2 separate regions of the Homo sapiens genome follow, and region 1 is linked to region 2. A link is a loop called in an ENCODE intact Hi-C map of the cell type or tissue named here. Cell type or tissue: IMR-90. All regions are shown on one strand. Links, peaks and the distances in the headings refer to the core of each region. The heading gives the core; the rest is flanking DNA.

What was found. Hi-C counts contacts between places; a loop is a spot of excess contacts. Peaks named below come from ENCODE experiments on the same cell type or tissue, not always from the same donor. Only the 100,000 strongest peaks of a DNase experiment are listed, where the experiment ranks them.
Region 1: a loop joins it to region 2, with 10 times the contacts of the local background. A loop is called at or near these places in 4 of 110 quality-filtered maps.

The regions. Positions count from the first base shown.
Region 1 is chr5:168,989,300-168,994,776 of GRCh38, forward strand. The region is part of intron 4 of SLIT3 (slit guidance ligand 3); the gene reads right to left. It overlaps LOC124901130 (a long non-coding RNA gene), which reads left to right and starts at 3,677. Exons shown (of 2, transcript XR_007059042.1): 1 at 3,677-3,762; 2 at 4,776-4,889. In IMR-90, for the core only: no CTCF peak of the experiment used is centred there; no DNase peak of the experiment used is centred there.
Region 2 is chr5:169,995,155-170,000,631 of GRCh38, forward strand. DOCK2 (dedicator of cytokinesis 2) reads left to right here. Exons shown (of 52, transcript NM_004946.3): 30 at 932-1,010. Among named protein-coding and RNA genes, the nearest start is that of INSYN2B, 17 kb to the left of the region's middle. In IMR-90, for the core only: no CTCF peak of the experiment used is centred there; no DNase peak of the experiment used is centred there.

The DNA of each region.
Region 1 (5,477 bases), core at 833-4,832, 1.0 Mb before region 2:
CTTGACAGGGAAGGAAAGCACCTATGAGAGGAAGGAACCACCCAAGTGATTCTTCTACAAAATAGAAGATGAGCTGCAAACTTAGGCACAGCCACCTGAAATGAATTTGCTGAAAACACAGCAGGAGACTTGCAGCAAACTTTCAGGTGGGATTTGCCACACTTGTCTCGCTCTTTGGGGTAAGGAGGAGAGCCCGAGCAGAGGGAGAATGTGAGGTGACAAGTTCCAGCTAACATCTCTGCATCTAATGTAATTCTGAAAGTTCTAAAGCGCGAACTAGTTGTATCCTAAAAGAGTGAGGCAAATCTGAGTGGTAACCAACATCCACCAGAATGGAAAATGCAGGCACAAACTAGTGCAAAGCAGGGCAAAGACCCAGGAAAGTAATTGGTAGTCACTGTTCCCATAGCCACCCTAAAACGAGAAGATCAGAGAGAATGAACAAGAAACGTAGAAAATCAGCTCAGAGATCTGGATTTTCACCCCAATGATGCCAGAAACCAGGATGGGACCTGAACAAGTTATTCACCCATCTGAAGTTTCATTTCCGTTTTCTGCAAAGTGAAGGGGCCAGGTTGAATGTCCCCTGAGGTCCCTTTTATCTCTAACAGTTCTGTGAATAAATATGTAGTTGGCACATTATAGTCAAGAGGTTAAGCTGAGTAAACAAGAAAGTCCAGGTTCAGCCATCAAAGTTCCACGGCCGCCTATCCTGCTATTCATGTGGGTTCAGGACAGGGCCCTCTTCTCAGGCCAAGCTGGCAGATTCCTAGTTCCATTCCCCTGAAGATGTGAGAGAGGATGGGATTGTCTAATGAACTCACTACAGTCCAACTGAGGCAAGATTTCTACATCAGGGTCCATCAGGATGTCCATCTTGCACCCTTGGCAATTGCAGCCTTGCAAAGCATAGCCACGAGCCACCTTCTCTTCCCACAATCTCTCCTCTCTTCCCTGCATCCCCAGTCAACAAAGGAGAGAGTCACAGAGAAGGGTGAGGGTGGGACAGGGTAAGAAACTCCAGCCCCAGCTCTAAAACCTTTACAGAAAGCCTTTGTTTGAATGCTAAACGTTTGTTTGTTTGAAGTGATTCAGATCCCGTGAGATCTTCTCAATTCTATTTCACTTTCACATGGCGGGCTTCACCTCTCACTCTACCTTTCATGACCACCTCACAGCCTTAAAAGCATTCTCTCAAACTTGATGAGAATAAAAAAATTTAAAACAATTATCTCCCTGCCCCAGCCCAGTGTCAAAACAGCATCATTCTAAAGGGAGAGTGAAGGGGACCCAGAGAGGTTATTTATTTTTGTCCTGTAAATAGAATTATAGGTTGAATAGAGCCTCTACATCAGCCAGGGGTCTTCAAACTCTTTTTAAAAGCAGGGGAACCTTCTGTCGAATGGAGTTGTGTGCAGGTACAGGGACCTCAGGCAGGTCCTGTCCCTCTTGGGTGGGTTAGTAATGTCCCTCAGCTGACTGCTGGGTCAGTCTGCAAGAACACGCTCCAGGGAGGTCTTAGAGAAAAACAAAACCCAATAACATTATGTTGTCCTTGGAGAATGCCACACGACAGCTGCCACGAGTAACAGCAGCTATCATTTATTGCCTGTTTGCCAAGTGCCAGACCCTGCACTAAGTACTTGTTTGCATTTGCTGCTTTCATTGGGCCACTGTCACCTTGTGGGATGGGAATGGTCATCTTCATTCTGTGAAGGGGGAAAGTGAAGGTCAGAAAGGTAAAGGAATTTATCTGACATCACACAGCTAGCAACTGGCACCGCTGGGAGGTGCTCTTATTAGATACTATACTAGAAGCACTTGCTTCCCATCAAGAATATCTAACTATAGTAACTCATAATAGCTAATGTTTTGGGGAGTGGTTATGATGTGCCAAGGACTCTGAACTGGGGGGTTTCATAAAGATTGTCTCTTTTTTTGTCCTTCCAAAAACCTTATCAAGCAAATTGTAGTTGTAATCCCATTTTTGAGCTAAGAACACTGAGGCTCAGAGGCCTCCAAAGGAGGAAGTGGTAGGAATAGAGTCTGAATTGCTCCAAGGCCTCAGCTCTCACCAGCATGGGGCAGTCACCTGCCTGGCTGGGAAGCAGGTGGAGAGCCTACAGCCCCAGGCTTGGGAGGGGACACGGGAGCCCCAGGTGCTGTGTGGGCCACAGCCCTCTAGAAGCTGGGCTGAGTCACAGGCATCACAAACAGTGGCTTCCCATGTTGGCCTCCCCACTGCCCCCACCACCCCCAGCAGCAAACCTGTAGGCAGGAGTGGGGAAATGCCAGCCTGGGGAATGCAGTGCCCTGGGGATCTATCAGGGAGGACGAGGGAAAGCCTCCCCCTTCTCTCAGAGGTTTTGCTCAGGATCCCCAGGAAAATTCTTTCAGTCATTCTGGCTGGCAATTGTTTTCAAAGGCCTACCCCAGAGACTGGAGAGGAGAAAGTGCCTGTCTCAGAATGGCCACCCTGGCTTGTCCATTACCATACAGAAAAACAGCCCAGACTCCACATTCGCCTCTAACCCACACATTTCCCTCTTGACGCCCAATTCCCATCAGTCTCTGACCCAGGAGCCTGGGGTGGGGAGCTGGGGTGGGGGCAACGGCAGACCCTTTCAGGGCCGGAGAGGCCCCCTGACTGGCAGGCACTGATTTTTTAATTTAAAAAGCAAAGTAAACAGCAATATAAAAGGGCCCATATAAGAACTCAGTGTGTAAGTGGGACCTGCCTCAGGCAAATTTTTCTAATTTTCCTGAAAACAAGCATTTTTACCCTTTGGCCCAAAGCCATTGCCTTTGCCATTGGACTTGGCCCCTGCCCCACCCCCTCTCCTGAGCCACCCTTCTGTGTTTGAGAAGCTGCCCCTGGCAGAAAAGAGAATGACCTCCTGCGTTTTAGTCAGACACTTCATACGGGCTGGTGAAGGTTTTTTGAGGTTGCTCACGCTCCCAGCCAAGGAGTCTGTGGAAATCCTTCAAAAAGTACAAGGCAGCCTTATGAATGGGGAGTGAGGAGCTTAATGACAGACGCAAGGACCCTCAACTACATCTGAAGGAGGAGAAAGAATTATGATGACCGAATCCTGTAGAATTCTGCTGAGGTTTACTTTTACTTTATGCGAGGGCTAATTAAGCTGGATTTATAAATAGGTTATTTATTTTTGTCTTGTAAATAGAATTATAGATTGAATAGAGCCTCTACCTCGGCCAAGGGTCTTCAAACTCTTTTTTAAAGCAGGGGAACCTTCTGTTGAATGGAGCTGTGTGCAGAACCACAGCATAAAAATGGAAGCAAAAGTTCTCTGGTCAGGTTGGAAAGGAAGGCCTGGGGTCCTGCTCAGGCCTGGAGGGCACCCATTTCCAGCGGCCATCTGTCCCCCTGCCCCAGTCCCTGATGTGTTCTGTGGAACCTCAGGGTTCCAAGGGACAGAGTCTGAAAGACATTGCTCTAAATGAATCTGTGCTGCATGGAATGTATTTTCCAGTCGCTGCCTCCAGGATTACTGAACATGGAGGGGGCGCTGTGGTCTCAAATCCCAGGTGCATTAGCATTTCCGTTTTCATGTAGGTTGACACAGTGTTCCCTTGTACTAGAAAATGCCAGTGGGTGTTAGCAAAGGCCCTTTACACGCAGAACAATGAGCCCAGAGCGAGGCGCAAGCTTCAAAGCCGTCTCTTCACTGGAAAGGGTGACGCGGCGCAAGATTTACCCCTGAACCTCTCTGGGAGTGTGAGCTTCATGGGCCTCAGTAGGTAGGTGTTTGGGTCGGCTCTTTTCAGTTCCGAAATGAAAATATCCTATGGGCTTATCGGAAGCCTCAGGTCTGACATTTAGAGGTGTGTCTTCCTTCCCAAACTGAAAACACACATTTCCTCTCCTTCTCCTAAGAGACTGAGGAATCCCGAGATGTCAGCCAAGCGCAGAATAGCCAGGTGCTCGAGGCGCTGCTGACAGGCTGCTGTGAGGGTCAGGGCTCTGCACTCTCAGGGGGGCTCCGGGTCCGGAGGAGAGCACCCACATGTCAGGCTTCACTTGTCCAGGCCATGCCCATGGCACCCCGCCTACAGGATCTGACGCCTGGCTTTTTCAGAGACTCCCTCTGTCATCTCTCAGAAGCAGGCAGGACAGATGGAGACCCACTACACAGATGTGGACAACAAGGTATTAGGAAGTGAAAGGCCAGACAAAATCCCCCATGGGGGTCAACCTCTCTCTGTGGGCTCAATGTGCTCCCACAGCCTGCTCTGAAGGCCCTTTTGTCTTAGAAGGATTTTCCATCCTAAGTAACTACAGGATTCTTCTCTCTCCTAACAAGATTTATGGAAAGAGTTTCTGTTTTCTCATATACTTTCTAAGTACACAGGAAAAAAAAAAAAACTCCTGACTAAATGATGATAGGCAGAAAAGAAACAAGACACAAAGTGAAGACGGGCACAGAAATCTATCACCTTGTTCCTGGTCAGGGGCCACCTTCTCTTCCCCACTGAGTAAATGGTAGAGCCACGTGATCAAAATCATCCCGCTTTTTCCCCATTCTGGGGAAAGCCCTTGGGTTTCTCTTGATGTTATAACATAATACAAACAAAACAAAGGCAAAACACAGAATTTACAGAATGTCAGTTTCTCACAGCAGCTGACTGAGGGCTTCTAGAGTCAGTGGGAATTGCAGGATGCCCAGGATGGGTATGAGGGATGCAGACAAGACATCGGGAGCCAGGGTTCCAGCTGCAACCTTGCCCCTGATTGGCTCATTGTGTGGCTGTAGGAGGAGACGGTGGAGAAGAAAAAGACTTTACCAGGCTGTCTGCAGACACCCTTGTCCTAGAGGCCCTGGAGTGGGACAGCTGGGTGGCTCCTCGGAAGACTCCACAACCCCTTGGTAAGAGTCATGACCCTAAAGAAAAACAAGGTGAATGGAATCCTCAGTGCTGGGATAGGGGAGGAGCCTCTGCTGCTGGAGCTGGTGAAGAGCCTCTCTCAGGGCTTTCTGGGGTTTACTGAGAATCAAAGGCATCCTCTGGAATCCTACAGAAAACCAGCCCTAAGGTTGACATTGTCCTATACATTTATTTTCCACACTTTTCCTACCTGGAACTTGCTCATACCCCATAAAGGCGAAAGGTACCATCCCAGAATTTAGTTATCTGTCCATCTCAATCCCCTCTTACTCCCAACCAAATTATCTGTTTTCACACCCACATAAATCCCATCTTACCTCCAAGGCTAACAGCTTTGCCATTCGCTGGTCAAAGTGGTTACAAACAGAATAATAATATCTAATGCTACTAACATGTACCAGTGTCTGGCATTCTACTTTTTTTTTTTTTTTTTTTTTTTTTTTTTTTTTTTTTTTTGAGACTGAGTCTTGCTCTGTCACCCAGGCTGGAGTGCAATGATGTGATCTCAGCTCACTGCAACCTCCACCTCCCAGGTTCAAGTGATTCTCCCGCCTCAGCCTCCTATCTGG
Region 2 (5,477 bases), core at 642-4,641:
AGTAGCTGGGATTACTGGCGTGCACCACAACGCCCGGCTAATTTTTGTATTTTTAGTAGAGATAGGGTTTCACCACGATGGTCAGGCTGGTCTTGAACTCCAGACCTCAAGTGATCCACCCACCTTAGCCTCCCAAAGTGCTGAGATTACAGGCGCAAGCCACTGCACCCGGCCCATTTGAACAGTATTATTACTTGGAGGAGAACAGTGGAGAAGGGGTATATATAGGAGGTATTTGATATACACAGAAGAGTGATCACTGGAGCATTGTTTATTACAGAAAAAACTGAGAAAAAAACCCAAAAAGATCCATCAATAAGAAATGGATTAAACTGTGATACATCCATACAGTGGAATGCTCTTCAGTGATTAAAAAGGATGATATATATCTACATTCATTGGCCTGAAAGAAGTACACAATTTATTGTTGAGTAAAAACGACAGGCTGTGAAACAGCATTTGTTGTTTAGCCCCATTTATCAAAATGATACCCTGAAAATATCATTCATGTATATACATGTAGGGAGACCCTTGAAATTATGTTCATCAAAACATGGATGACAGTTTTCGTTAGGTGATACGATGTGGTAGCAGGTTGTTTATTTGTTTGTTTGGGGATGGGGGGGGTGATTTCTCTTTAGATCTTTTCTGGATAGCATGAATTTTCTTCCATAAGCTTGTAATATCTTAAACATAAGACAATGCAAATTTTCAAAAAGAAGTCGAACAGTTATTGAGTTCTTGCAAGGCAAACAGCCCCGAGTCTAGAGTGTGAATAGTTGTTAATCTGCATTAGCTGACCTCTCTAAATCAGTAATTTGGCCTTTGAGCCTCTCTCCAAAGAGGGTAAGGGAATTTTAGTCTGGCATAAGGACGAAGGAACTTAAGGGATCATGCTCAGACAGTCTGGTAATTTTCTGCCCTCTTCCAGGGTCTTCCTGAGAGCTATCAACAAGTTTGCAGAAACCATGAACCAGAAGTTCCTAGAACACACGAACTTTGAGTTCCAGGTGAGTATAAGCCACCAGAGCTACCCTTGGAGCTGCCCAGGGCGTCTCTGACATTCTGGGCTGATTGCTCCATCAGACACATCCCAAAGGCCACAGAAGCTGTCCCAGTCTCTCCAGGGATTCCCACGGGGGGTTATGGCTGGGGAGAAAATTCTCAGGCTTTCAACCAGGGCCTTGATTAAATAGTCATCAACTGATCATCATATGCAAATGTGACGGTATAATGGCCTCTTATATTAACAAGGAGATTTGCATTCATTCATTGTCAGAGTCTGTACCACCTTTTAAAAATGTATCACCTTTTTTTTACTTTTCTATTCTCTGGAACCAAAAGGGCAGCCAGTCATTGACAATGAAAAATGATTTACAATCAAATTCTCCAGTACAACTTTGTGGTTTCCTGATTCCTTTGAAAGTCATTTTTAGTGCTCAGCCAATAACTGGGACCTCTAAGAGATTCAGGGTCCTAAAAGTATGTGCCTGGGGCAAACAGAATGACACACCTGCCCCAGGTCCAGGCCCAAGAAGCACAAACTCTGTGGGAAAGTCCAGATTGCTTCCTCTGCCTGGAGATGTGCGAGGGAAGGCCCCCCACAAAAGGATCCCCTCCAGGGAAGTCTCCGATCCCTAGCATCTATCTCTTCCAGTGGGGGCTTAGGGGGTAGTAGGCACTGAGCTCATGAACTGGAATGATGGTGTTTTTTCCTTGCTGTAGGGGTGGGATGCCCCTCCACACCTGTGGGTGTTTCTCGTAAGGTGGGACGAGAGATTTGGAAAAGAAAGAGACACAGAGACAAAGTATAGAGAAAGAAATAAGGGGACCCGGGGAACCAGTGTTCAGCATATGGAGGATCCCGCCAGCCTCTGAGTTCCCTTAGTATTTATTCATCATTTGTGGGTGTTTCTCGAAGAGGGGGATGTGTCAGGGTCACAAGACAATTGTGGGGAGAGGGTCAGCAGACCAACACGTGAACAAAGGTCTTTGCATCATAGACAATGTAAAGGATTAAGTGCTGTGCTTTTAGATATGCATACACATAGACATCTCAATGCTTTACAAAGCAGTATTGCTGCCCGCAGGTCCCACCTCCAGCCCTAAGGCGGTTTTTCCCTATCTCAGTAGATGGAGCATACAATCGGGTTTTATACCGAGACATTCCATTGCCCAGGGACAGGCAGGAGACAGATGCCTTCCTCTTGTCTCAACTGCAAGAGACATTCCTTCCTCTTTTACTAATCCTCCTCAGCACAGACCCTTTATGGGTGTCGGGCTGGGGGACGGTCAGGTCTTTCCCTTCCCACGAGGCCATATTTCAGACTATCACATGGGGAGAAACCTTGGACAATACCTGGCTTTCCTAGGCAGAGGTCCCTGCGGCCTTCCGCAGTTTTTGTGTCCCTGGGTACTTGAGATTAGGGAGTGGTGATGACTCTTAAGGAGCATGCTGCCTTCAAGCATCTGTTTAACAAAGTACATCTTGCACCGCCCTTAATCCATTCAACTCTGAGTTGTCACAGCACATGTTTCAGAGAGCACGGGGTTGGGGGTAAGGTCACAGAATCTCAAGGCAGAAGAATTTTTCTTAGTACATAACAAAATGGAGTCTCCTATGTCTACTTCTTTCTACACAGACACAGTAACAATCTGATCTCTCTTGCTTTTCCCCACACTTGCTCATCTAAGTTGTTCAGTTCCTCTCTGGGCTTTCGCCTCTCAGAAGCTGAGCAACTTCAGGCAAGGCCTGGACTGTATCCGTGCCTCAAGTGAGTCATCTGTAAAATGCAACAACTACCCTTTCTACTTCATAGGGTTTTTCCAGAACTGGAATGTGACGAAGGGCTTGCTGGAAGAATCCACTTGTAAGGTCCCATAAGTTTCTGTTCAAATACTTCCTCCTTAAAGAGGCCTCCCCTCCTGACTCCTCCCTGAGGATCACCCCCACTCACTCCACAGTCATTATGCAAAACCATGTGGCTTCCTGGAGTCTCTTCATAGCACTAAATATCATTAGAACTCATCTTTCTTGTCTACCTGCGTATTTTCTCTTTCCTCCCATAGAACTTAAGCCTCGTGAGTATAAAGACCTTGAACACACAACAACTCTATGCTCTGTACCTGGCACATAGTAGGTCTCCTTGAGGAGGTGACGTCTGGGCTGAGGCCTGTGAGATTCACCCTTCTGAGAGCACCAGCCTATGAGTAGATGAGTATTTGCTGAGAGGATGAACAGGATCTTTGAACAAGAGTCTCTTGAACTACCTTGCATTCAAATCAGGCAACTGAGTGACAATGAGAGCGATAATAAAATGCGTAGCTGCCATTTTCTGATGGTTAATAATACATGCCAGATCTCACGAGAAGCACTTTAAGGGCATTATCTTTTGCAGTCTTTACAGCCACCCTACAAGTTGGCCACTATTACTAATATTTTTTCTGCTCTAAGGAGGCAGGAAGTAAGACTCAGAGATAATAAGGAGATAGCATGGTGTCACCGAGCACATCAATGCAAAGTTGGGACCAGAACACAGTGGTGGCTGACACCAAAGCCCACCCAGATGACTACAGCCACGTGCCTGATATAGACTTTCACCCTTGCAGTGGGTTGACTGCCTGACAGGGTCTGGGTGAGAGTTTCTCCTGGCATTATAAATCTTCGACACGGGAACAAAGCATATCTCTTTAGCTGGTTTGAATCAGGAGAGATGTTTGATTCCCTTCCAAATGTGGCTGAGAGGCCTGCAGGCTCTGGTCATGGGTATGTTTAGGGAAGTTTCTGCTTTTTGGGAGGGGCAACTTGGAACACCATACCTAGGGGCCAGAGGTGACAGGGTTTGGTCCATATAACTGCGAGCTAGTTTGTTCATCTCTTTCCGTGGGTATCGGCTATTGCAGCCTCAAACTTGCTTTCCTGACTTCACTATTTTCCATGCTCTTAGATGGATATTTTCCAAGAGAAGCTCAACTTCAGTCCTTCAGGGCATTCCTTTAGGTTTATATCCTGTTTTCCTGAAAGAAAATCTGTATTTGAGAGATGCTCAGAGATTGAGGGTTTCATACATGAGAAGTACGGGCTTGCAAGCTGAGTGACTTTAGACAAATTACTTCATCTCTATGTGCCTCAGTTTCCTCAACATTAAATCAGGATACTAATAGCAGCTATATCATTGGATTGTTGTGAGGATTAAGTGAATTCACGTAAAGCATTTAGAACAGTGCTGGGGACATAGCAGCCATTTAGTAAGTGTTAGCTCATTATAATAATAGTAATTTTATTATTTGGATAATGATTATGATGATCATGCCCCTAAATGTGTCAGGGCTGGGAATGCATGTCAGTCCTTGATAAACAGGACAGGAGGCCTCTTTCTGGTCACCACAACATTGCCTGGGGCTGTCACACCCACAAGATTCTGTAAAACAGAAGAGTGGCCAACATTACAAAATAAAGTAAGTCTCTTTTCCTAATGAGGCTTCCATAGCTATTTATTGAAAAGTACCCAAGAACAGGATCATTTTCCAACCTTATCTTTGTTCTCCTACCTCTTCCTCCCCCTGTGTAAGAATGGATTTGTTCTCTGTACCCTGCCTGGAACACGCCTTGTCTCCTTCTTACGGGCTCATTAATTATGCATTTAATATCAGCAGGAACAGCATCCATCACTGACTGCTGCCTGTCTTGGCAGCCACTGACCAGAGGAGCAGCAGGTGCAATGAGATTATCCCTAATATCTTTCCCAGAACTGTGGTTTTGTGATTCAAAGGGCAGAAAGTAAGAAGCTTGGTGACTGCCACTCTGTAGGTGACAAGAACTGGGAATTATAAAAATGGTGTTTTCTGGTTGCGGCTAAGATCACTTGCATTCCAGGCCCTATTCAGGATGCTGGTCCTTGGTGTCTGCATCAGTTCATGTGGTCAGGGAAGACCAAGAGAGGATTTCAAATTCAAATCAGCAGGTATTTTTGTTTAAGAGCAATTCTTATGGGCCCAGACTATTGCAACATGCTTCAAGGAACTCAGAAGCAAAGAACACTGCCCTACCCTCAAGGATCTTGGAATCTTGATAGAAGGCTATACAAATCCATCTTCCAGCATCCAGGCTTTTGAAGAGGGTGACTAACTTTATTGGGCATCTACTTAGAAAATTTTGATTCTCATCATAATCTTGTCAGGTTGTGATATACCCATTTCCCTGGTGAATAAACTGAGCTTCAGAGAATTGATTGACTTTTCTGTTAAAGGTCATCTAACCAATAAATGGGGCTGCTGCGATTCAACCCCAGGCCTGTCTGCAAAGCACATCCTCTTTTCACTCTTCTGCTCTGTTTCTTAGGAACCGGGTGCCTCTGGATTCCAGGAGACAGCTCTATTTAGATCCAGAAGCACTCTCTGCCCTTTCTAGTTCTTACTGGCACTGGGATAGAGAGCGCTGAGATGATTGGCTGGAAGATGAGACTCTCCATGTTGAA